2 separate regions of the Homo sapiens genome follow, and region 1 is linked to region 2. A link is an interaction called in ENCODE POLR2A ChIA-PET data of the cell type or tissue named here. Cell type or tissue: MCF 10A. All regions are shown on one strand.

What was found. Peaks named below come from ENCODE experiments on the same cell type or tissue, not always from the same donor. Only the 100,000 strongest peaks of a DNase experiment are listed, where the experiment ranks them.
Region 1: POLR2A ChIA-PET joins it to region 2 with 5 read pairs; 2 of 35 experiments call an interaction of 5 or more read pairs at or near these places.

What each region holds. Positions count from the first base shown.
Region 1 is chr12:58,335,987-58,338,486 of GRCh38, forward strand. It overlaps LOC105369787 (endogenous retrovirus group K member 21 Env polyprotein), which reads right to left and starts at 1,054. Exons shown (of 3, transcript XM_047429956.1): 1 at 984-1,054. RefSeq lists an enhancer at 1,669-1,748. In MCF 10A, no CTCF peak of the experiment used is centred here; a DNase peak (open chromatin) is centred at 1,075.
Region 2 is chr12:57,992,059-57,994,558 of GRCh38, forward strand. No RefSeq gene overlaps it. Among named protein-coding and RNA genes, the nearest start is that of ATP23, 52 kb to the left of the region's middle. In MCF 10A, no CTCF peak of the experiment used is centred here; no DNase peak of the experiment used is centred here.

The DNA of each region.
Region 1 (2,500 bases), 340 kb after region 2:
TCGTAAGGTGGGACGAGAGATTTGGAAAAGAAAAAGACACAGAGACAAAGTATAGAGAAAGAAATAAGGGGACCCGGGGAACCAGCATTCAGCATATGGAGGATCCCGCCAGCCTCTGAGTTCCCTTAGTATTTATTGATCATCTGTGGGTGTTTCTCGAAGAGGGGGATGTGTCAGGGTCACAAGACAATTGTGGGGAGAGGGTCAGCAGACAAACATGTGAACAAAGGTCTTTGCATCATAGACAATGTAAAGGATTAAGTGCTGTGCTTTTAGATATGCATACACATAAACATCTCAATGCTTTACAAAGCAGTATTGCTGCCCGCAGGTCCCACCTCCAGCCCTAAGGCGGTTTTTCCCTATCTCAGTAGATGGAGCATACAGTCAGGTTTTATACCGAGACATTCCATTGCCCAGGGACAGGCAGGAGACAGATGCCTTCCTCTTGTCTCAACTGCAAGAGGCATTCCTTCCTCTTTTACTAATCCTCCTCAGCACAGACCCTTTACGGGTGTCGGGCTGGGGGACGGTCAGGTCTTTCCCTTCCCACGAGGCCATATTTCAGACTATCACATGGGGAGAAACCTTGGACAATACCTGGCTTTCCTAGGCAGAGGTCCCTGTGGCCTTCCGCAGTTTTTGTGTCCCTGGGTACTTGAGATTAGGGAGTGGTGATGACTCTTAAGGAGCATGCTGCCTTCAAGCATCTGTTTAACAAAGCACATCTTGCACCGCCCTTAATCCATTTAACTCTGAGTTGACACAGCACATGTTTCAGAGAGCACGGGGTTGGGGGTAAGGTTATAGATTAACAGAATCTCAAGGCAGAAGAATTTTTCTTAGTACATAACAAAATGGAGTCTCCTATGTCTACTTCTTTCTACACAGACACAGTAACAATCTGATCTCTCTTGCTTTTCCCCACATACCAACAATCTCCATGTTGCCAAAACCAGTGGCCACTTCCTTGTCCTCCCTACCTTGACCTCTCACCAGTGGTCAGCACGTTCCTTTGGTTTTCCTTTTTCCTCTCTTACTGCTCCTTTCAGCTTTTTTTTTTTTTTTTGCTACCTCTTCTACTAGACTTTGGAATGTTGGAAGGTTTCCAAGCTCAGTCCAGAGACTTCTTCTCTTTCGTCACTTTTTATCTGACTAACTGTACTCAGTCCCATGACTTTAAATATCCTTTACAGGCTGATGAGTATTTTTTAAATATCTTTAATGACTCCCCTGGACTCCAGACTTCTGTAGCCAACAGTGTACTTTCAATCTCTACTTGGATATTATAGCTAAACACAGTCAGCTCTCTTCTCAGTATCCACTTTTCCGTACTAGAACCATGAGATTGTTTGGGATAGCAATAGGCATAGCTAAGAACAATATTTTCTAGACTCTCTTCCAGCTATGGGTAGCCATGGGAGATGCCAACCAAAATCTTCTGGAGCTTTCTGGAAATTGTTTAACCTTGATAAAGACACACATCATTACTGATATGGTTTGGCTGTGTCCCCACCGAAATCTCATCTTGAACTATAGCTCCCATAATCCCCACCTATTATGGAAGGGACCTGGTGGGAGGTAATTGAATCATGTGGGTGGGTTTTTCCCATGCTGTCCTCATGATAGTGAATAAGTCTCATGAGATCTGACGGTTTTGCAAGGGACTTTCCCCACTGTTGCTCTGCGCTTCTTGTTGATGCCATGTGAAGAAGGATGTGTTTGCTTCCTCTTCCGCCATGATTGTAAGTTTCCTGAGGCCTCCCCAGCCATGCTGAACTATGAGTCAATTAAACCTTTTTCCTTTATAAATTGCCCAATCTTTGGCATGTCTTTATTAGCAGCATGAGAACAGACTAATACACTTCCTCATTTTGCTTCTTTCTTATTCCTGCCTGAAACTTGGACCAGAAGTTGGAGATAGAACACATATTGTAATCATGGGGCAGCTGTAGAATGAAAGCCATTATTTTTTTGGTGCTTGAGCAGGAAGAAAAAGGGATCCTTGAGTAGCTCTATCAACCATGATGTGGTTACATCTTCCTGTTTTTTTTTTTGTTTTTTGTTTTTGCCATATGAGAAAAATAAATGCCTTACTGATTAGGCCCTTGCTACCAAGTTTCTGCAGGTAGTTCCTATCCATGAGAGATATAGGTATAAAACAGGCATAAAAAATAATATGTCTAATAAGGAACTCTCTTGATTTTCCCCTGTCCACTGACCAAATTCTTTTTCAGGTCATCCCCATTTCAGTAAGAGGTTTCACCATCTTCCAGACTGCTCAAGTCAAAAGCCTAGATGTCAACCTTGGTTCTTCTCTTTCCCTTCTTCCCTCTTCTATCAAAATCACCAGCATGTCCTGCATGTTCTGCTTCCAAAATACACCTCTAGACTGTTCACTTCTCTCACTCTTGGGGCCACCCCCAAAAGTCCAGCCTATGTCTTTGCTACAGGCTTCTCCTGATCATCTCCCTGCTTCTTTCCTTACCCCTCCCTCCAG
Region 2 (2,500 bases):
ATGCAGCTTGAAGCCAAACAACTTGTTCCATCGGTGTCAGCTGAGGTCTTGAGCAATTTACTTAACTGCTCTGTGCCTCGTTTCCTCATTTGAGGAGTGGGTCTGACATAATTGGGTGAGGATTAAATGAGATAGCTCTGATAAGTTCTTGAGGCAGTGCCTGCCACATAGCACTCCATAAATGTTTGCTATTACAAGGATTGTCTTTGTAGCCTCTGCAGTGCCTGCTCTGGGGACTGGTGCCCCAAAGGAGCTAGTCTGTGGGATGACTGAACAAAGTGACCAAATAGAGAGCATGGATTATTACCTAGATGGGTAAGTATGTTGCAGATAATATTATTATTTTAGATGACTCTTTGAAAAATAAAATTTCAGAAGTTTTACATAAAAACATGCTTATTATAAAAAATTCAACTAATATAGAATTATATCAAGTAGAAAGAAAAACACCTTATTTCATCGCCAGCTTTTCATCTTTTCATGTGTTAAGTTTGGTGTATAACCTTCCAACCTTTATTATTTAACACATTTACTGTTTTCTCTTTGTGGTTCAGGCATTGGCTCTCATGCCCATAGACTGAAAAACAAACTCTACTACCCATTTGCCAAAAATGTCAGAGACTAAGAATTTGAATTAATCAGACATTGATACATTAATTCTAAGTTGTTAGAAACTTATTACTAACAACTTGTTTTTAAAAAATAATTGTTTTATACCTGAATATATCTTTCACTTCCTTCAAGATGATTTGTGTGCAGAGTAGACACTGGCCTTGGAGTGTTTGGGGATAATGGGAAGAGGTGCTTTGTTCAAAAATTCTCTCCCACACTCTGTCACGTGCTTGGTATTTTCTTGTTAGAGCTGCATTTCTTTGAGTTCAGATATTACCAAAAAGCCCCTGCAAATTTGCAGGTGAGCACAGTTTTTAGACAAAGCAGCTTAAGGGAAGGGAAAGCCCTGAGAATGAACTTAGAAGCTTTGTCTCTGTCAGGGTTTGACTTTTAGCTCCTTCTGTTTAAGAATCAGAATCTCAGCCCTGACTCAGGGGCTTTAACTCTTCTGGTTCCTATGCCTTGATTTTGTCATGCTCTGGTTCTTCAGTTAAAGTTCCTCTCTTCAGACTCATTTTATATTTTGGAACAGTAGGAGGAGCTCTTTGGATGAGCTGAGGCTTTAGCCATCCTTTGATAATAAATTTTTATTTCTAAGGCGCTAGGCATAGACCTAGAGGCATTTTACTGTGGTAGGTTTTTATCTCTTTTAAAATAAATAGAAAGGGACATATGAATTTTTATCAAATCATGGATCTAAAAACAAAGCCCATGGTAACAGAATGTTGCTGCATATTTCCTAATAATGCTTTATTACTAACATTTTCTTATTATCCTAAAAACTAGTTACTTCTCTTCCAATTTTATGGTAATATAAAGTTATTGGTTGAAACATTATTATAGCTGTTTTATATTTGAAAATTTATTTTGGGACTGAAGTCATATCTTCAGGGAAAACATGATTGTATATTCATAGATGTTATGATTTCTTAACTGAGTCTTTTAATTTTTATAATATTTTAATACTTTTATTTGTCTAAATGTTCAAATAATCAATATCCCAAGGTTTAACAGTGCTTACAGTGTAATTGCATTTAGGACAATAAATTTTATATTGACAGTTCAGGGATCCCTATTTAGTTGAACATAACGAATTATGAAACCCCATTGGTTGAAATCTGGTTAGATGCTGCTGTTAATGATTTTCTTTTTCCTCTGTTATTAGTATTTTATGTTGTAGTTAGTAGCTTCTAAACTTCACCCCTATGAGCACTCCTATCCTTTCAAATGATTATAAAGTGTTTCCCCATTTGATAAATTGTGGTAAAATACATGAAACAAAAAATTTGTCATCGTGACTATTTTTAAGTACACAGTTCAGTATTTTTAAATGCATTCATAGTGTTGTGCAATCATCACCATCATTCATCTCCATAACATGTTTCATCTTGTAAAATTGAAACTCTGTATCCATTAAACAATAATTCCCCATATTCCCTTTTCCCCAGCTGCTGGCACCCGCTATTCTACTGTCTGACTCTATAATTTTGAACTGCTCTAAATACCTCATATAAGTGGAATCATACAGTACTCGTCTGCTAGAGACTGGCTTATTTCACTTCACATAATGTTCTCAAGATTCATCTATATTGTAGCCGACATCAGAATTTCCTTCCCTTTTAAGGTGAAATATATTTCATTGTACAGATATACCACATTTAGCTTATCCATTCATCCATTGATGGACCATGGGTTGCTTTCATGGTTTAGCTCAAAAATGCTGCTACCAACATGGGTATACAAATATCCTTTGAGGCCCTGCTTTCAGCTTTTTTTGGGTACAGAAATAGAATTCCTGGATCATAAGTTAATCCAATTTTTAAATTTTTGAGGAACTGTCATACTGTTTTTCACAGCGGCTGTAACATTTTACATTTTCACCAACAGT